2 separate regions of the Mus musculus genome follow, and region 2 is linked to region 1. A link is a loop called in an ENCODE intact Hi-C map of the cell type or tissue named here. Cell type or tissue: left cerebral cortex. All regions are shown on one strand. Each heading gives the region's core, and the rest is flanking DNA. Links, peaks and the distances in the headings are about the cores only. Region 1 overlaps Gm13990 (a long non-coding RNA gene). Region 2 has its middle 160 kb from the start of 2810405F15Rik.

The links. A loop is a pair of places that touch in the nucleus more often than their neighbours do. Peaks named below come from ENCODE experiments on the same cell type or tissue, not always from the same donor. Only the 100,000 strongest peaks of a DNase experiment are listed, where the experiment ranks them.
Region 2: it touches region 1 in a loop (4-fold over the local background); 2 of 42 quality-filtered maps call a loop at or near these places.

Annotation. Positions count from the first base shown.
Region 1 is chr2:116,828,866-116,840,039 of GRCm38, forward strand. The region is part of intron 3 of Gm13990 (a long non-coding RNA gene); the gene reads right to left. Among named protein-coding and RNA genes, the nearest start is that of Gm13990, 44 kb to the right of the region's middle. In left cerebral cortex, for the core only: no CTCF peak of the experiment used is centred there; a DNase peak (open chromatin) is centred at 5,122.
Region 2 is chr2:116,227,008-116,238,181 of GRCm38, forward strand. No RefSeq gene overlaps it. Among named protein-coding and RNA genes, the nearest start is that of 2810405F15Rik, 160 kb to the left of the region's middle. In left cerebral cortex, for the core only: no CTCF peak of the experiment used is centred there; a DNase peak (open chromatin) is centred at 5,990.

The DNA of each region.
Region 1 (11,174 bases), core at 1,514-9,513:
ATAACACCAAGAAAGAAGGAAACAGTAACCTGAGCTGCCACTCGGAAACAGCAGTTTAGCCCAACAACCTTCTTCTACCTCAAGAAAGCAGGCATCCACTGCCTCAAGAAAGCAGGCATCCACTGGCCCTTGTCAGGAACTTGCTTCCGCTTATACAAGATATTTGGATATGATGCCCTGACAAGTATCCAGTGAAACATGGAGGACCACAAAAAGATGTTGAGTCGGAAAGCCTGTATACAGCTCTAAGTAACTGGGGACTTGAGGGAAGCACTGGTCATTTCGGGATCTCTATTTCCCAGTCATTGGTGCAAATGTAAGGAATTCAGACAGCAGACAACAGGCACACACACACACACACACACACACATACTTGAAAATATCCTACATCGGCTACTTTGTGGTATGAGTCATACTATTTATTACAGACAGACAAATTCTCATCAGTCTCCATCAAATTGAGACTCAGCCAAACTTTTATTTTTTTTTTTTACAACTACTGTAGGCATTTAGAAGACAGTGGGCTCTCTAGTATTTATACAGCACAGTCCATGGTGTAATCTTGCTCCTGAAGGTGGGGACAGAAGAAAATAAAGTGCCTGTTCTTGGAGGACATAATCCCAAATGTGTAAGATTGGATAACAGGATAAATCTGACTTCCATTCAAACTCTGTTCAAACGCTCCTGCCGCACCTCCTCCCCTGTGCTGTTCACATCCTGTACAGTGAGCTCATCTCCCTCATACCTCTAGCACCTACTGTGTGTTCAGACTCATCCAACCCATAGGGTTCTTCACTGACTCCATCTTCCCCACTCCCAGGTTCCCAACAATGCTCAACTTCTACATAGGAGTTTCTATAGCTCTAATTTCTTTCAAAATGGTACAGGGCCAGTCGATATCTATTGAGTCAGTAAAAGATACTAATAGCTGTCCATTATCCTTTATTATTTAAATAATAAATTATAGTTACCATACCACTAATTGACTATTGCCCCTTCTAGGCACAGATAGGCAATCCTTACTTAGCAACATTTTGATTGGTGATTTTTTTCTCAGCTTTACAACAGTGCAGGAGTTGTGGGCATTCTGCAGAAGCCACACTTTGAAGTAAACTTTGGTCTCTTCCCTGGTAAGCAAGATATGCCCATCTTCTTTCAGGAAGTAGAGGCTGCACACTGCAGCTTCCGGTCAACCAAGCAATCACAGGGTAAACAACTGGTACTCCACAGGGCTCTGTGTGGATGAGCTGTGTGAATGAGCTGTCTATTCAGCTAGGTTCATCATATTAAATGCATTTTCAACTTAGGACATTCTTGACTTATAAAAGGTTGGTTTATTGGGATGTAAGATGTGCATAAGGATCTGTGCACCCTTTGTTCAGCTCTGTGACAGTAGGGATAGACCCTGGAAGCTTTCTCTCTTACCAGAGGGTATATATGAGAGGACAGAGAGTACTGCTGGCTGCCCTAGAGTTCTTTCTGTTGCTGTAAAGGAAAAAAGAATCATGACCAAAAAGCAACTGTTAGAGGAAAGGGTTTATTTCGCCATCATAAAATGAAAACAAGGTAAGAGCTTAAAGCTTTAAAAAACACTTAAAGTGTCCCATGGAGGAACACTGCTTACAAGCTCCCTCTCTAGCTCTTGTTCAGCTCGTTCTCTTAAATAACCCAGGATGCCCTGCCTGGGGATGGTACCACCCACAGTGGGTGGTGCCCTCCTTCATCAATTGGCAATCAAGAAAATGCCTCATAGACACACCTACAGGCCATCTCCTAACTGAGACTCCCTCAGATAAGTCTGGACTGACACATTGACAACTGAAGCTACCTAGGAGAAGAGCCAATACCTAGGAGACTTGCTACATCATTTTCTTCTTTTTCCACCTTACAGTGACTAGCTGGTGGCTTCTTAAACCAATGTGTAAGGGCACAGAAGTATACAACCTCTAGTAAGCCCCATAGTCACCCAGCCAGGTGGCTTAAAATAAACATTCCATGATACTGTTTCTAGCCAACCAGGGGCTCAACAAATAAAGCTATCCAATGGCCAGAGAGGGTCTCACAAACCCAGACACTGATGCTTCTAAAGGGCTACAAGATTCAGGCACTGAGCAAAAGGCTAACTGCGCCTTCCCTGAGCTTAGAGAGGGGTTTATATAAACTGAGAAAATTAAATAAAAAATTAAACATAATATTATTTTTATTGGTTATTTTATTTATTTACATTTCAAATGTTACCCCCCCTTCCCAGCTTCCCCTCTGCAAACCTCCTATTTTATCCCCCATCCCCCTGCTTCTATGAGGGTGCTCCCCCACCCACCCACCCACTCCTGCCTCACTACCCTAGCATTCCCCTATGCTAGGGCATTGAGCATTCACAGGACCAAGGGCCTCCGCTCCTGTTGAATTATAATATGACAATATTAATAAAACAGCACCATTGATAGTCAGAAAATGTAATGTGAATTTTAAGTGAATATTTTTGGTAATATAAAAACAAAACAAAATCAAAACTATGTAGTAATCACTGGGAAGATTTCTATAGTGTGGAGTTGCTATCACACAGGCTCCTGTAGTTTGTATTGTCATTTCCTTCAAAGCAGAGCTAGTATTTCAACAAGATGATTCCCACCTAGTGTGTGATAAGAAAATATTGATTGAAGAAAAGGCATGCCAAATAGCGCTGACGTCTTAGTGAGATGGGAATCTTCCAATGTTTAGTCTCCTAACTATTTTTCATAACTTTTATTAATTTTCTTACTTGGCAATATAATACTTGTACATAACGGACTCGGGTTACTTCTACCCGCATCTTCCCCTACCCCACCCTCACCTGCATCACTACCTCCTCCTTAGAAGTCTGTTTCTCACATTCTTGTCCTGTGATTCACTGAGTTTCCCCTGGGCCATCTGTGTGACCACAGGTTTCAAACTCTTCACTGGAGCCTGAGAGACTCACCTGTGGTTACACAAGTGAAAATAGTAACTGCCTCTCTCTCTCTCTCTCTCTCTCTCTCTCTCTCTCTCTCTCTCTCTCTCTCTCTCTCTCAGTCTCAGTCTCCTCCATTATCAAATAGTCAGGGTGGGGTGTGTCCCTCTGAGACGGCCCTGGTCTATGATTGGCTGATGGCAGCACCCTTTGTACTAGAAGCTGCAGCCTCTGTGGTGAGATCTTGATTGCTGTGGCTGTGCACTTCCGCGTCCTCCTCATCTTTCGACTCCTATATTCTTTCTGCCCCGTCTTCCATAATGTTCCCTGTGTGTCTTCGAGGCGGTAATATGGTGTCCTATTTGGAGCTGAGCATGCAGCTGTCACTTACAGTCAGCACACCGGGCAACCATGAGTCTTTAAAACCGCCCAGTTTATTGCAAACGGAAACATCTCCCGTTAAGGCTGAGAATAGTAACATTTGTTTATGAGTATAAACATAAATATTTAAAAAGCCATTTGGTGCTGTGTCTCTTTAGCTAAATGTCTAGGAAGTTCCTCTGCAGGCCTAAGACCCCTTGCCATGAGTTTTTGGCTAGATTTACTATAGCATGTACGAATTCCCACTTGTAGAGAGGGTTCAAAGCCTATCAGAGAGAACGGCTGGTTACCACCATCAAACTCCTTCCATTACTACACCAGTGGATGTAGATTGGTACTGTAGTTCACAGGGTTCACAGCCAGGTAAGTGAGTTGATAGCTTTTCTCTTCCAATAACCTGTAGAGCACCTTTAACACTGTGAAAATTAGGCAGCTGGAAAGAAGTTTCCATCTCAGTTCCAGCGTGATTTCTCTATATCTTGTAACAAAAGTATGTGGGGTAGAGTCCTAGCTACTCGTTCTAGAAGATGATCAAGAGGAAAGAAGGAACAGTGTTGTTTTGGAGCCTTTGGAGCTTCTCTGAGCAACAACTCATAAAGAGGAAATTTGTTTAATAACTCATGGGTTTTAAAGGAGCAGAGTCATCCCAGCCCTACAGGACATCTCTCTTCTAATTCTTTGTCTTTTTTTTTTAACATATTTTCTTTTTGTGAGATTTACATTTATTTTTGAGAATGTGTGTGTGTGTGTGTGTGTGTGTGTGTGTGTGTGTGTGTGTGTGTGTGTGTGTTATGACTGTTATGACTCACCTGACATTCATTCAAGGAACTTAACTGAGAGTTTGTGCAAGAACAAAAGAACTACTCAGCCATCTCTCCAGTCCTTTAGCTTATACTTTGAATTGGCTTTCAGAGAAGTAGATTTCCATGTGGCTTTTTCAGAGCCGTTTTGTTTAGTTAACTCTCCCCACAGTTCCCTCACCCATCTACCCTATTCCCAATCCTCACTGTTACTTGACCCTTTCCTCCTCAGTGTTCCCCTATTTTCAAATAGCCTTGATTCTGTTATCTTTTCTCCCTCCAGGTATTTCCCCACCCCAACCCCAGCAGGCCCTTTCTGGTTTCCTGGATTCCATGGGTACACTAAGTTAAAAGCACAAATCTCAAAGTTTAACCAGTATCCATATATGAGATAGAACATATGGTACTTTGCTTCTGAGCCTGGATTACCTCATTCAGTCTATTTTGTTTTCCAATTTCATTTATTTAATTCCAAATTTATGCAACTCATTTTTCTTTATAGCTGAATAAAATTACATCATGAATATGAACCATATTGCCATCACCAGTCACTAGTTGAGGGACATCTAGGATGATCCCTTCTTAAGTGTTGTGAATAGAGTAGTAATGAGAATAAATGAACAAATACCTTATGGTAGGATATGGAGTCCTTTGGGTATATGCCCAGGAGCAATGTTGAATGAGAATGGTACCCAGAGGCTCACATATCTGAATTTGTGGTCCCAATTGATGGGACTGTTAGGAAGGGACCTGTTGGTTTCAAAAGTCTTCCTATTTTCAGTTATCTCTCTGTGTCTCTCAGCTATTGCCCCATCACCATGTCTGCCTGTATGCTGCCACACTGCCCACCATGATGGGCATGGACTCTAACCCTCTGAAACTATAAGCACCCAAATTAAACACTTTCTTTTATAAGTTGTCTTGATCACAGAGTCTTATTACAATATTTGAAAAGTAACTGAGACAGGTGGTATAGCTGGCTCATATGGGGAGTTCTATTCTGAGATTTTTTTTTAGGAACCTCCACACTGATTTCCATAGAGGCCGCACCAGTTTACACTCCCACCAATGGTGAATCAGAGTTGTTCTTTGCCCACAGCCTCAGGAGCACTTGTTGTCTGTTTATTTCTTGATGATAGTTGGTGTAAGATAGAAAACTGAAAGTGATTTTAATTCACATTTCCCTGATGGTGATGAATATTGAACATTTTTTTAAGTGTTTACTAGCCATTTGAATTTCTTCTTCCAAGAATCTCTATTTTGCTCAATAGCCCATTTTTAATTGGGTTCATTTTTGTCTTTATGCTGTGTTTTTTAGTTCTATCTACATTCTAAAAGTTAATTCTCTGTTTGGTGTTAAAGCTGATAAAGACTTTCTCCCATTCTGAAGGGTGTCTCCTCATTAGGTTTACTGTTTTCTTTGCTTTACAGAGTTTTGGTTTCTTAGGTCTCAGATGGCCTCAAGAAACCCAAGTTTCTACACAGGATGTCCTACTCCTGTGTCTTGAATCGTACCCCATATGCCATATCAGAGTCTAAAGCTTAACGTTGAGGTCTTTAATTCATTTGAGGTTGATTGTTGTTGAGCAATCTAAGTTTGTTCTTTGGCATGTAGATATCCAGTTTTCCCAGTACCTTTTGTTTAATATGTTATCCCCTCTATGTGTTTTCTGCATCTTTCACAAAAAATCAGGTGACAGTAATTTCATGGAATTAAATACAATGATTTACATGTCTTCTTTTGTGCCAGTGGCATGCTGTTCTTATTACTATAGCCCTATAGTATAACTTTAGATTGGGTGTGGTAATGCTTCCAGCATTACGCCCTTTGCTCAGGATTCCCTTGACTACACAGTGTCGTTTATACTTCCATATAAACTTTAAGGTTGTTTCTTGTGTTTCTGTAAAGAACAGCATGAAACTTTTGACTGGGATTACATTAAGTATGGAAATTAGCTCAATAATCATGAGTTATGCCCCTAGTATGAATAATTAATTATTCTATCTATCTCATAGTATGATTTCAGGTGTGATCATCTTCCAAGGGGTGGTTTCTTGCTCAGAAAAATTGGTGTGGCCCTAACTAGAATGTTAGGACTACACCCAGAACAGAGATTTATTCTCTTGACAAGAAAGAATTTTTTTCTCAACAGGCCTTCATGGCTACTTTAACATTCTATCTCCTTAAAAACCCACAATCTCTTAAGAACCCAACTAAGTGGAATACAAGTTTTCAAAGTATAGCCTTATGATTTTTCTGAATTTCCTTGTTATCTGTTGTGATGTCTCTTATTTGTCTCTAATCTTGTTAATTTGGGCTGTCTGCCTTTCTTCTGGTTAACTATCTTTTCAAAGAACAAACTATTGATTCTTTGTATTAGTTTTTAAAGTTGGCTTCCACTTCATTGAGCTCTGCTTTGGTTTTGATTATTTCTTCCAATCTACAGCTTTTAGACTTTGTTTTTGTTTTTCCAAAATCTTGGGGGACACCATTAAGTTATTTGTTTGTGGTCTTTCTTATTATTTAGTGTAGGCACTTAGAGGTATAATTTTGCCTCTTGGGACTGCCATCATTGTTTCCAAGAGATTTGTGCATGTTGTGTCTTCATTTTCATTTAACTCTAGCAGTTGTTATTTCCTTCTTGATTTCTTCAATGAGACATTCTTCATTCACTAGAGTTTTGTTTGATCTCAGTGAGTTTGTTTATGAGACATTCTTCATTCACTAGAGTTTTATTTGATCTCAGTGAGCTTGTTTATGTTGTGGCTTTTTTTTTTTTCTTCTGTGAACCCAAGCTTCATTCTAGTGTGGTCAGGAAGAATACATGTAGTAATTTCAGTTTTCGTAAATTTGTTGAGGTTTGCTTTGTGTTCTAGTATGTGGTCCATTTTAGAGACACTTTCATGGGAAACTGAAAAGAATGTGCATTCTGTAACTGTAGAGTGGAATATATATTCTGTAGATGCTTCCCAGGGCCTCTTGGTTAATAATAACCACTTCACTCTGATATTTCTTTGATTTTTGTTTGTTTGTTTGTTTGTTATTTTATTTGTTTGTTTGCTTGTTTGTTTTGTCTAGATGGTATGCCCATTGGGGAAAGTGGAGTCTTTAAACCACCCACAATTACTGTATTGGGTTAATCTGTGGCTTACTCTCTATTAATATTTGTTTTTACGGGATTGGATGCTCCTGAGTTTGATATGTGTATGTTGAGAATTGTATGTTTTCTTGGAGGGTCCTTAACAATGGAAGAAACAGAAAGTCTACTTATCCTATGAGACACTGCAGTACAATGAACACAGAGTCAGAAGAACTAGACGCTCTTTGTCAGTTATTGGCAGTATAGTCATACACTGACTTTCCCAGCAAAGTCTTATTTGTGCCGTTGATCTGGCATACTAAATGATGCTTGCATTTACTCTCAAAACTATTCACACTGAGGATCAAATTATAGGGTCCCCTGGTAATATCTAACCTTAAAATTCCATTTTAGGTTGGTGAAGCCCTGTTTCCTCAATTACAGATCTGAGGACAAAACTATGAGAATATACACTGAGTTTCATAAGCATTCTATATATGTTAGGCATTGTTATCATTATATTATCAGAAATGTGAGTCAATAAAGTGTCAGCTACTAAAGTGTTCTTTCTTTTCAAACAGCATTGCTCACTTTTTTTTTTTTTTAGATTTATTTATTCTTTTTAAATTAGGTATTTTCCTCATTTACATTTTCAATGCTATCCCAAAGGTCCCCCATACCCACCCACCCCCAATCCCCTACCCACCCACTCCCCCTTTTTGGCCCTGGCGTTCCCCTGTACTGGGGCATATAAAGTTTGCAAGTCCAATGGGCCTCTCTTTGCAGTGATGGCCGACTAGGCCATCTTTTGATACATATGCAGCTAAAGACAAGAGCTCCCGGGTACTGGTTAGTTCATATTGTTGTTCCACCTATAGGGTTGCAGTTCCCTATAGCTCCTTGGGTAATTTCTCTAGCTCCTCCATTAGGGGCCGTGTGACCCATCCAATAGCTGACTGTGATCATCCACTTCTGTGTTTGCTAGGCCCCGGCATAGTCTCACAAGAGAGAGCTATAACTGGGTCCTTTCAGCGAAATCTTGCTAGTGTATGCAATGGTGTCAGCATTTGGAAGCTGATTATGGGATGGATCCCTGCATATGGCAGTCACTAGATGGTCCATCCTTTCGTCACAGCTCCAAATTTTGTCTCTGTAACTCCTTCTATGGGTGTTTTGTTCCCATTTCTAAGAAAGGGTAAAGTGTCCACACTTCGTTCTTCTTGAATTTCATGCGTTTGGCAATTTGTATCTTATATCTTGGGTATCCTAAGTTTCTGGGCTAATATCCACTTATCAGTGAGTACATATTGTGCAAGTTCCTTTGTGATTGGGTTACTTCACTCAGGATGATACCCTCCAGGTCCATCCATTTGCCTAGGAATTTCATAAATTCATTTTTTTAATAGCTGAGTAGTATTCCATTGTGTAAATGTACCACATTTTCTGTATCCATTCCTCTGTTGAGGGGCATCTGGGTTCTTTCCAGCTTCTGGCTATTATAAACAAGGCTGCTATGAACATAGTGGAGCATGTGTTCTTCTTACCGGTTGGGACATCTTCTGGATATATGCCCAGGAGAGGTATTGCGGGATCCTCCGGTAGTACTATGTCCAATTTTCTATTGTTGGTGGGATTGCAAGCTTGTACAACCACTCTGGAAATCAGTCTGGCAGTTCCTCAGAAAATTGCTCACTTTTTACTTCTTTCATTCATTAAACCGATGTTTGAGAGACTATGGCTGTGTGTCAGAGGCTGTGCTTAGCACGGGGGACTAAGATGAATGAGACAAAATGCCATTAGAAAAGGCTGAAAGACCAGTTCTGTTTTGGATGTGTAACTGGAAGATGACTAAGAGGCAGAAAAGCAGAGCTCACAGATCATCGCACAACTCAATTTGGTTGGAGGCTAAAGCTCCCACAGCCTAGCTTTCACCAGACTGGCCACTTCATTGTTTTGTCTTTACAGGATTAGTAGCAATTCTTAGGGAGTCCTTGATCTTACCTCAGATCTCTCCTAGTCCTTCCTGGCCCCTACGCAGGATTGCCCTTAAAGGCAAAACAAAATAGTAAGCCTAATCCTTGCAATCACTTGGTGCTGGTCAGTCATGTTTATACAAGTCCCACAAACCAACCTCCAGGATGTCACTTTAAAGCTTAATGGCCCTATCTTCGGAACTTTATACGAGCTGCCACAGTCCATAGACTTCAAAACAATACAACATCCTCAACTAAGAGACAGGAAAGGGACATTGATGGGAACCAAAGGAAAGAGAAAATCCTCTCCCAGTCAAACGTCCAAACAAATCACAGCAGAGCCGAGTTTTGGCAAAGGGTCTCACAGGGGTACATTTTCAGGGTGAGCATAAATATCATTCCTTTCTCTGCTGAGTTTTTCTTTGTCCATCAAAACAGCAGCTCCTCTTCACATTAAAATATTGATTTTAAACAAATCCACCAGGAAACAAAAATAAGAATTTGCTAATATTAGGTCCACACATACCAATGTGAACACAAGTCTTTAGTTAGAAAAGACCAGAGAGGACTACATCCAAGCCCTGTTTAACTGCACCTAACTTCTCTATGGAAGTTGGAAAGGACCTGGACAAACCTCAGCCAAACGCCTGCTCCAATGCCCTCCAACAGAAATCAGAAAGCTCCAAGTGCCCTCTTTTGGTCAGCATAGCAAACTGCAAGCTCCTTCTATTGTAGGTGGAGCCCTCTTGGAAAAAAAAGGAATGTGTTTACAACAAAGCCCTTTGCTTAAGAGCAAACCACAGCGATGACCAGACAAATGGAAGTTGCCTCTAGTCAAAGCACTCCCGCTTTCTGAAAGCCTCATTAAATGAGTTTCATTATACATCTCTCATGCCCAGTTGGCAACAAGGCTCATTCTTAAGCCTCCCAAGCAGAACACTGGATTTTAATAGCCTTTCGTCTGAAAGCACATGAAGCTCTGTCTTAGAAGCTGCCTCCAAGGGCAGGTTGTGGCCACTAGTTATTGTTCTCTCCTCTCTGCATTTAGCGTGGACTTCATTCCTTCCCGTGCTGTGGTTAGCTATTCCGGAACTCTTGTTCAGTCTCATGTACCTTCTTTGTAACCCACCACAGGACCTACTTGTGGCAAGGGCTCTATAGCGACTGAAAGAACATGAGATGCCAAAGAAGTCATTTGAAATATCCTCCTCTATCGTCTTAGGATTGCTCGTCTTCTTTCCGTCTGTTTTGTTCCGATTCGCTGGTAAGCTTTTCAGGCTTCCTTGGTAGGATCTCTCCACTTTAAGAATGGCAAGAAGAATTGGATAGGGTAGCATGCACTTTTCAACGTCAAGGACAAAGCTGAAACCCCTTTTTGCTACATCTTAATTAGGTTTCGGTTGCCATGATAAACACAAAGACCAGAGGCAACTTGGGGAGAAAAGAGTTTATTTTCCTAGTACATAGTATACTCTGTCATGGAGGGACAGAGCAGGGACTCAGGCAGGCACCAGAGAATGCCTCATGCTGCTTACTGGCCCGCACTCCACGGCTTGCTTGGCTTGTATACTATACAACCTGGGACCACCTACCCAAGGGTGCCACTTTCCAAAGTGGGCTGGGGCCTCCAATGTCAATCTTTGATCAAGAAAATGCTCCACCTTTGTCTAGGACTCTGCTGTCTGCATTTGGACCCTGTCCTCTGTCTGATTACCTTGTCTAGCCTCAATAGGAGAGGGGGGTGCCTAGTCTTACTGCAATTCAATACGTCATGCATGGTTTTATCCATAGGAGGCCTGCCCTTTCCTGAAGAAAAATGGAGGTAGAAGAGGTTGGGCAGGTGGAGCTGGGAGGAAAGAAGGGAGGAGAAACTGAGGTCAAGATGTATAATTAATTAATTAAAAGAAATGCAAACTTTTTGGGGAAATTAATAAATGTGTATATGAATCTGCTGAGAGAGAGAGATCCACAAACTTATCCACATGTCAATCTGATTGTGGCATTTTTCTCA
Region 2 (11,174 bases), core at 1,523-9,522, 600 kb before region 1:
TAATACTTTCATCTGATGGATGGAAGAAAACTTTGTCTAAGTCACCTTAGGGACTTTTGAGAAGTGGCAAATATCTTTTGACATAGCTACCATGTGTCCTCTTCCAGTCTTATGTCAAAGATCTTTGGTACCCAAAACCAACATTTCTGAGTAGCATCACTATCTCCATGACTTCACTGATTGACATTCAAACCCTGGCCACCCAAAAACACGAGTTGCTCTCCCCTGATGGTAGCATCTTCTCTTCACCTCCAACTGTCACAGTTCATCTAATTTTGAGGATCACACCCCCCTGAGACACTTTCTCAGGCAGTCCCTTTTTTTCACTGAATGATGTTAATTGCTTATGTCTCTGTGTTTCCTCTCCAGAATTTTGAATTCCTCCCTGCTCCACTAAGTACCTAGTTCAGAACTACATGAGCAGGGTATTTTCAGATACAGCTCCTGGAAGCCTGCATCTGGGAGTCAGGCTTATTTCTGAGGTATCCCGAGGACACAGTCTAATGATCTGTTAGCTACACGACTTTAATCTGAAAAGAAGCACCCGAGACACAAGACTTTACAGACAAGAGGGTATGGCTCCTAAATCATCCACATCATTTATTTCAGGAGAGCTATGTTAAATATTGGTTGGGATAATGGATTATCTGCAAACATCTTTACTTTCATAGCTTTAAACTTTGTAACATTTATTATATGAATAGAAACAAAATGGATTGTAGGAATCACTGATGAATTAACTTCCAAAAATTAAAGAATGAAGTGTCAGTATGGTGCTGATAATGATGACTTCTGTTCTAGAAGACTCACCTCTGACAAAGTAATCGGGCCGATGAGGAAGAGAGTGTGCACATATAATCGATGTGAACTTGTTTGTAAATTCTAACTGATCCCATATGGTCAATAATAACTAAAGAAAAATGAGATTTACCAAACCCAGGTGATTTGACAAGGATTGGAATCAGCCTGAAAGACAGACTACATTTAAATCTCCAGGCTCAGGGTGAGATTACCTAAACAATATGTCCACCAAATGATTAGGCTACAAGCAGAAAGAGTTAGATCAAAGAAGTTCCCCAGTCATAGGCTAGAAGAAGTGATAAGGGTACCATTTCCTCATTTCAAAGCACTTCCTAGAAGTTGCAACTGTGGCTTCCTCTTGAATTATCACTGGGAAGAACTCAGACTCTTTAGGTTAAAGCTAATCTGGGACATGAAGACAACTGAATTTTGAGTATTTTGAGTAGCTTTATGCCTAATAGCTTAAGTACTGGCTATTTCACTGTAGAGAAATGATGGTCAAATAAAAATAGCCAACAACTGTACCATACAGTGAAAATGGAAACAATCAGGTGCCCATTAGTAGGTGCATCAATAAACCAACTATAATATATACATGACAGAACAGTGCTCTCAGCCTCAGTGAGGCAGGAAATACTCACTTATGTTACAATGTGGATGAACTCTAATTTTGCTAACTTAAAGGGGCCAGAAACAAAAAGGCCATGCTATGTGCTTTCTTTTATATGGAAATGGGCAAATTCATAGAAAGAAAGAAAGACTGTTCAGCATTATGGAATGGAATGTGAAGACAGTCATGGTTCATTTGCCTACCTGAAATGATACTCTCTCTTTCTCTAGAGATGAAGAAAATGCTGTTTTGTAAATGGATTGAGGTGGAATCCACAGTACTGTGACTATTATAACAGTCACTGGATTGTTATTTGAAATAACTAATTATATGCTATATGAATTTTACTTTTTAAAAAGGTTTCTTATTAGATATTTTCTTCATTTACATTTCAAATGCTATCCCGAAAGTCCCCTATACCCTCCTCCCACCCTGCTCCTCGACCCACCCACTCCCACTTCCTGGCCCTGGCTTTCCCCTGTACTGGAGAATATGATCTTCACAAGACCAAGGGCCTCTTCTCCCATTGATGGCCGACTAGGCCATCCTCTGCTACATATGCAGCTAGAGACACAGTTCTGTTGGGTACTGATTAGTTCATATTGTTGATCCTCCTATAGGGTTGCAGAGCCCTTCAGCTCCTTGGGTACTTTCTCTAGCTTCATTAGGGGCCCTGTGTTCCATCCAATAGATGACTGTGAGCATCCACTTCTGTATTTCCCAGGCACTGGCATAGCCTCACAAGAGACAGCTATATCAGGGTCCTTTCAGCAAAATCTTGCTGGCATATGCAATAGTGTTTGGGTTTGGTGGTGATATATGGAATGGATCTCTGGGAGGTGCAGTCTCTGGATGGTCCTTTCTTCCATCTCAGCTCCAAACTTTGTCTCTGTAACTCCTTCCATGGGTATTTTGTTCAAAGTTCTAAGAAGGAACAAAGTATCCACTCATTGGTCTTCCTTCTTGAGTTTTGAAAATTGTATCTTGGGTAGGCTGTTTCTGGGCTAGTATCTGCTTATCAGTGAGTGAATATCATGTGCATTCTTTTTTTTTTTTTTTTCAATCTTAAAACCTTTTCTTTTTTTTTTTATTTTTTTTCCATTTTTTATTAGGTATTTAACTCATTTACATTTCCAATGCTATACCAAAAGTCCCCCATATCCACCCACCCCCACTCCCCTGCCCACCCACTCCCCCTTTTTGGCCCTGGTGTTCCCCTGTACTGGGGCATATAAAGTTTGCAAGTCCAATGGGCCTCTCTTTCCAGTGATGGCCGACTAGGCCATCTTTTGATATATATGCAGCTAGAGTCAAGAGCTCCGGGGTACTGGTTAGTTCATAATGTTGTTCCACCTATAGGGTTGCAAATCCCTTTAGCTCCTTGGCTACTTTCTCTAGCTCCTCCATTGGGAGCCCTATGATCCATCCATTAGGTCATGTGCATTCTTTTGTGATTGGGTTACCTCATTCAGGATGATATTCTCTAGATCCATCCATTTGCCTAAGAATTTCATAAATTCATTGTTTATGAATTTTACTTCTAAAAGCAAAACTAAAGAGGAAAAAAAAGGAAGGCAGAAAACAGATTACCTACTCAGGACTTAGTGCCTAGAAGTAGCAGGAACTGAAACAGAATAGGAATGGGTGAATTATGTTCACAAAGCTGGGAAGAAGAAATCCAGACTCCTGTTCAAGGGAACAGGTTGATTATTTCTTCGAAATGTTAGTGCTACTATCAGAATATCAGAATTCTTCTTCTTCTTCTTCTTCTTCTTCTTCTTCTTCTTCTTCTTCTTCTTCTTCTTCTTCTTCTTCTTCTTCTTCTTCTTCTTCTTCTTTCTCCTTCCTCTTCCTATTCTTTCGTCTCTTCCTTTTCCTCCTCCTCCTCTTCCTCTTCTTCCTTCCTCTCCTTCTCCTTTTCTTCTGCTTCCTCTTCCTCCTTTTCCTTCCTTTTCCTCTTCTTCCTCTTCCTCTTTCTCCTTCTCTACTCCTCACTCCACCACCTCCTCCCTTTTTAAATGGCATCTGCCCATTTTTATTTTTTGTTTCTGCCTTTGCAATCTTTGCAATGCTTCTAGATACCAAGGCAAAACTGTATCTTCTAGATTGTCCTTCTTTGAATGCTTCCAGTTAGTCTTAGATGCTGACACAAGACCAGAATAAAATGGTGGTGGTGAAGCAGCAGTCAGATCTGTCTGCCATGATGGCTGTCACTGATAAGAGGTCTGCCCTTCCTGAGACTTCTATCAGCTTCTCAGGCTGCTCTGGCAGGTGTGGTAAAGACCCACCCACTCTCAGCAGGAAACTCATGGTTACCAGAGAAAGGAGCTATGAGAACTGACACTGGTCTCAGGCTGCCCTTGTAAGTCCCACATCATGTGTGTGAATTATAGTTACAGTTGCTTCACTTACTCAAAATCCATTTTCCTTTCCCATGTCCTGCCTCTATCTCCAGCATCAGATACAAGCAAAACAGTTTCAGAGAACAGATTCAGCTCTCAGACCCACATCCAGCCAAATCCCCAAAGAAATTCCTCTCACCCATGCTACACCACTCTAAGTTTTCTGACTGAATCTTGACCCATACACTACCCATTAATCTCTTTCTCATTTATTGTTTTACTTAAAAAAAAACCCAATAAACAAATTAAATGAATGAATATTATAAAAACTATTAACCGGGTGGTGGTGGTGCATGCCTTTAATCCCAGCAGTTGGGAGGCAGAGGCAGGTGGATTTCTAAGTTCGAGGCCAGCCTGGTCTGCAAAGTGAGGTCTAGGACAGCCAGGGCTACACAGAGAAACCCTGTCTCGAAAAACCAAAAAAAAAAAAAAAAAAAAAAAAAAAAACCAACCAATCAACCAACCAAACAACCCCCCCAAAAAACAAAAATACAAACAAAACCCCACAAAACTATTTACTGAAAAGGCATGCTCTAAAGAGTATAAAAGATATTTTATGACTGCAAGAATTTAATATATATGACATATATATGTTATGTATTATATTGTTTAAAAATACCATGGGAATGATAATACATATTTCACAAGAGTAATTTTATGGTAATGGAGAAGGTGGATACTTGAACAAAAGAATGAGTTATTTTTGTGTTTCTGTCTGGTAATATGTTCATAGTTTGATTTACCTTCTCTTATATATCCTTCTTAACTAGACAATTTACTTTTATTCAGTTAAAATTATATCTGTCCATTGACCACAGCAGTGACCAATATTTGAATGTTCAAAGTCAGAGTAGAAAAAGAATCTCCAGGGCATCATAACCAGCAGAATCTCATACACGTATTCACAAAGATTAAACGAATTTTCACAATGATTTTATTTGTCATGTCTTAAAATAAGAATGATCTGGATGCTTAAAATGAATAAAAGTAGTATGATATATTCACACAGTAGAATTCTATTTGGAAATTGTAATGAAACGCCATAATTACACACAGCAACATGTTAAAAATCCTTTTAAAATGTTGAGTACAAGAATGCAGACATCTAATAATCTACACTATATATTGCACTCATCCAAAGGATGAGTGAAACCAATTTACAAATGGTTATGAACGAGATGGGGGACTTGACAAGGGCCCTAGAGTGAGCTGTAGACTGAGTGCACATTGTGCTCCATTAGTAAGATTCAGTGACATGTGAGGCTTGTAATGTGTGAGAGTATGAATTCATTCATTCTGTGAATGCAAATTACTTCTCAAAATATTAAAACATAATAAAGATGAAATACAGATTCATCTGTCAAAACAGAATTACGTAAATAAGAAGTTGATATTTTCCCAGGTGTTACATGTGACTAATTCAAATTTTTAATTACTTCTTGTTTTCCTATAACAGTATCACTTAACAAATCAACCATTATTGCGTTAGTTCATTGATGACACATTTTCTAATATAAATAATTTACATTTATTTTATTTGAGTTCAGCATTGACTTGTAGATAATCTTGCCATTTACCAGAGTTGCTATTACAGCCACATATGTATATTACATTTTTTTTTCTGAAGGAGACATGTGATAAAACAGAAGGGGGAATGTGAAAAGCCATCCCTTAGAATAAAGACAGACTTAGCTATGGGTAGGATAATACTAAAGTAAATATTGGCTGCTAAATATTTTTATATGTAGAACATTCATGAATGAAGTACATGTTTCTATCCTCTAATATTTATAAATATCTATATATTTATATTCCTTTGGACAGAGGGATTGATGGTATTCGGACACCATTAGGCAGATTTCTCAGTAACTTGGTAAGGACCCTGAGCTCCTCCTTGGGTGGAGCACATCTCACCTAATTACTCTCAGATGAAAGTTTTGAAACTAAAAACTGCAGCTGTTATTTTTCCCTCTGACTTTATTAGAACATTAGAGTAACGATCAGGAAGAATTATGCCCATGAAAATACTTTAACCTTCTGAAGAACTACTTCTGAACTACAGCAGACTGGATTTCACTTTCTTTTGGTACTGTAGTGAGTTTGGTAGAATTATGTGCACATTTCTTCTTGAAATTGTGGGTGGCACCTAGTTAAAGTTAGATTCCCCCACCTAACAGGCACACATGAGAAGTTGACTAATTGTTTTCATGAGACAACCAACTAGTCCCATCTTATTTTTTCCAGCTTGACATTTGCAGGTTTTTTTTTTTTATGCTAGCATATTTCAAGACACAGATTTAGAATGTAAGCACTTATTCCTATCTTAGTACATTAAATAAGAACATATATTGGTTGGTGAGAAAAATGGTGTGCATGATATTTGCCCAATCAAAAAGTACTTTGATAATTTTAACTATTGTTTTCAATGAAATATAAGACTGTGATTTGTCACACTAGAAAGAATTGACCACCAATATTAATTATTAAATCCTTAGCTTGGTGCTTATAATTCTTTTTGATGATAAAATATTTATCAAGCTTAAAAATGAGCAATAACTTAAATAAAACTGAATGTTCACTGTGATGACTAGGGTTAAGAACTATGGAGTACTCAAAATTATATTTTAGTAGTAACAAGAAGACATGTACATATATAACAAAGGGAAAACAAAGTAGAAAAATACATTTAATATCAGAAGCACAAAGCATAAGAGGTCTGATTCTTCAACAGGAGAAATTGTCTCTTCCATTGGTATCAATGGAGTCAGAATTCATAGAAAAAGTAGGTAAATTATGTATCAAATACACACTGAGCATGATTTAAACCCTTTTTCACTGTTTTCCACTTAAATCTATTGCAATAGTGGAATAAATATATATACACATGCTTACACACACAAATGTGCATACTCACGTGCACATACACACATACAAGTGCACATACATTTCTATTTATAAAAATAAATAGAAGGCTTTGTGGCTTGCACCCACAATCAGCATTTGGGAGGCTGATGTAGGAAGATTGCCTTGATTTGAAGACCAGCCTGGGTACGTAGTTCCAGGGCACCATGGGCTAGAGTGACACACCCTTAAAACACAAACAAATGAAGAGTCAAACAAATGTGACTATTTAGTCATTTGATGCAATATGGAAGCAAGTCTAGGAATGAGAAATGAGAGATGGAAGATAGTTTTCTGGAGGCTGGACTTTCACCACCCTCTTCAGGAAGAGAACTAAAAATGTAGGATATTTAAGAGGTGAGGAGCTAGAAAGGACTTGAGATGGGTGTGACAATATTCTATTTGAAGCAACTACGTTGACTAAGGGCACAAAAGGGTTCACTTAAAAAAAAACCCACAGGCCCCCAATGGAGGAGCTAGAGAAAGTATCCAAGGAGCTAAAGAGATCTGCAACCCTATAGGTGGAACAACAATATGAACTAACCAGTACCCCAGAGCTCTTGACTCTAGCTGCATATGTATCAAAAGATGGCCTAGTAGGCCATTACTGGAAAGAGAGGCCCATTGGACAGGCAAACTTTATATGCCCCAGTACAGGGGAACACCAGGGCCAAAAAGTGGGAATGGGTGGGTAGGGGAGTGGGGGGGAGGGTATGGGGGACTTTTGGGATAGCATTGGAAATGTAATTGAGGAAAATATGTAATAAAAAAAACCAACAGAATAATGACCTTGAATTATGTATTACACAGAAGTGAAGTTCTTGTTAGTTATCACAAATTCCCTAAGCTAGTAGGGCAAGAACTGCTTCTGAACTCTGTTTCTTGTATAACATCCCGGTAGAGCCAGGCATGACATTCTCTTAAAGAGAGACTTGAAGCACATGGACAGGAAATAGTCACAGATCACCCACAAGATACAGAGCACACAATGACATATGGAAAATGATATTGCAGAGACCCAGGAAGTTCCTACCATCATGGGAGGATTTTCACATAAGAAATAAAAATAATATGTACCAACAAAAGTTTGTACCCCCATTTGGCATGTTTAAAATATGAGATGAAAAGCATTCATGACAAACACATATGCTCCCTTTGTCTCTGTATTCTGTTTTCTGATAAAGGAGAGAGAGAGAGAGAATTCAGTAAACTCATGGTAGTATATGCGTGTAATTCCAGAACTTGGAAAGCTAACACAGGAGAATCACAGATACAATGTAAGTACCATCTACACAAGGACAGTCTATCTCCTAAAATCAACAAATTAGTTTACTATATAGGGGTGAGGAACAGGCATCTAGCTTCATCTGCATATTCAGACTAGATTTTCTCAGCATCACTTGCTGAAAAGATTGTCCTTTCTCCAATTCATGTTAGTCAGTTTTAACGTTTTCTTGCTGGAGGTATTAGAATTTTTCTACATGTACGGTAAGGTAATTGATGGCCTCTATTTCTCTTTCTTGTCTAAGCTCTGACTACAACTTCCAGATCTATGCTAAATAAAAGAGGTGAGAGTGGGACGTTTCATCTTATTCCAGATATTCTAGAAGGAAGCCTTCTTAACTTTTCTTATTGATTCTATGTATCATTAGCTATGTGTATGTGTGTGTGTGTGTGTTTGAAATATAAATAAAAATTTAGTAAAATATGACCCCACTCCAATAAAATTGCTATTTTCAAATAAACTAAATATGAAAAATACAGGCAAACACAGAGAAATGAGAACCCTTTCTGCTGTTGATGACCTATTGTAGACGAAATTATGATCCAGAAAACATACTATCAAAGGAAATAAAATAGAAGCAAACTAATTTTACAAACTGGTCCATGAGTTAAAAGTATGTGTGGATATACACAGTGAGATAAAGTTTGGCTCTCAAAGGAAGAGGTTCTGCTCTATGTAAAGACATAGATTGAAGGGAAATCTTTATATTTAGTGTAGTGAGTAGATACAAGCACAAGTACAGCATGATCTAACTCCTACACAGATACAGGAACTCTTGTTCTTATTTTTTTATTATTTATTCTTCAGAGCTTCATAAAGATAGCTTATTTCATGTATACATATACTTGAACTATATATTAATTCACACACACTCTGTTTTCTTTTTGTTACCTCTTTCTTCCTCTAATTGATTTCTTTCCTTCCCAGTCTCTCTCTGCCTCCTGCTTTCATGTTCTATCTAACATCTATCTATCTATCTATCTATCTATCTATCTATCTATCTATCTATCTATCTATCTATCTATCTATCTATCCATCCATCCATCCATCCATCCATCCATCCATCCATCCATCTATCTATCTATCTATCTATCTATCTATCTATCTATCTATCTATCTATCAATCATCTATGTATTTATCTATCATGTATGTGTGTGTGTGTGTATGTATGTATGTATGTATGTATGTATGTATGTATGTATCTAATCATCTGTCATTGGCCTATCTAAAATTTAGCATCCAGAAATGAAATTGGCAATACTTATCCTTCTGAGTCTCCCTTATTTTGCATTGCTGTAACTCTGAGAGCTAATTACACCCCTCACACTGTGAAGACTTTCCTGTTGTCCACTGACAAGGATGATGTCAAGATATTATGTCCATTCACACCACTAAGGAAAACTTTCCATTTCAAAATTCTTAATTTACTTTTAAATACTTATTTATTTTCAGACCAGGTTTTACTTTGTGGATCTGGCTGGTCTGAAACTTATAATATAGACCAGGCTGCCCTCCAACTTACTAGAGACCCTTCTGCTTCTGCCTGCGAAATGCTGGGATTAAAGGTGTGTGCTACCATGCTGGATTTAAGACCTAATTTAATAATACTTTAAAAATCTCTTTTATCATGTAAGGCAGCACCATGACATATTTGAATATTTTAACAAAGACATTTTGAGGGCTATTACTTTGTGTTTCATGTAAGTCAACATTAAGTAGGATCTTGACACATTTTTAAATAATAGAAATAAAACACTTTGTCTCTTTTTACTTTGCCAAGTAAACTTAAAGTCAAATAAATGAGTATTAAGTCTGTGTGGAGGATCCCATGATGAAGTGTGTTTTGATGTTCCCACAGCAGATGTATCACCCAGGGACACCCTCTTTGGAAACAGCAGGAGCCTCCTGCCTACTCTCTCTTCTGGCTTCAAATTTATCTTCCCACCAGCTGCCAGCTCTAAACTACAGTGAACATCTCAGTTTATGGTCCTTTCAAGCTAAAATCTGTTACACTGGTACAGAAATTGTAATACTTATGTGAATCAATAATTGTAATGTATGTGACACCATAAATTCATGGCATACCCAGAGAAGTGTACACACTGTTTCTGTGTTAGCCTATCCAGCAACAAATACAACATAGACCATTTGTATGACTGTCTAGGTATGTTTTCAATTTTCTATCTTTTATTAAAAAATAAAGAAACAATTTTGATGAAAAAATTAAAGGTTCTATGATATTTGTTGGCCCTGTAAAGATTTAAACAGAATATGTTTAATTGAAATAAGCTTCATGTAGAGTCATTAGAAAGTGGTATTTTATTGCATTGAGTTATGTTTTTGAAGTTGTGGAATACAAGTTTTCATCTTTCACAGTGAAAAGACATTCCTCATTTCTCAACATTGGAGAAACCTATGTCTCTCCACAGTCTAGAGAACTATCAAGTTCTACTGAGTCCTCTGGTGGAATACTGTGTACCCATTACCTGAGGACCTTAGCTAGAATGTCAGATACCCTGGGTCTCATGTTAGTGTTACCCACATGAGCAGTGACCTTAAAAAAATCACGCAACCTTTTAAATTTTCTTTCTGTCTCTTCTAGAGATATAACAGTTTATATTTATTGTTAACTTGGTACACCCGAGAAGAAAGAGTCTCACTTCAAAAACTGCCTCCATCAAATTAGCCCATGGGCATATCTATAGAGGCATTTTCATGATTTCTAATTGGTATAGAAGAATGTAGCTGATGCCATCCTTAGTCAGGGGGGGTGGGGTGGGGGCTGGGCTGTATGTGGAAGCTATCTGAACATGAACCAGGAAAGAAGACAGTAAGTAGCCTTCCTCTGTAAGTACTACTTCAAGTTCCTGCTTTGCTGGAGTTTCTGAACTGATTTTGCTCAAAGAAAGATTAACTTGTAACACATAATAAACCCTTTTCTACCCCAGTTGCCTTTGGTCACTGTGTTTATCACACAAGCAGAAAGCAAATCAGGGCAAGAGAGAAAATTAATTGTCTACCCATGGGCTTGTTGGGATGAGTCAGAGTCTATATTGCATAATGTTCAGAAGTTTGTACAAGGACTTTTTTTTTCTATTGCTTTTTATTTTCTTGGATTAAAGTGGGAATTTCTGCTTTCACTGGAGACTCAGTTGTGTCATGTGATGTTTTTGT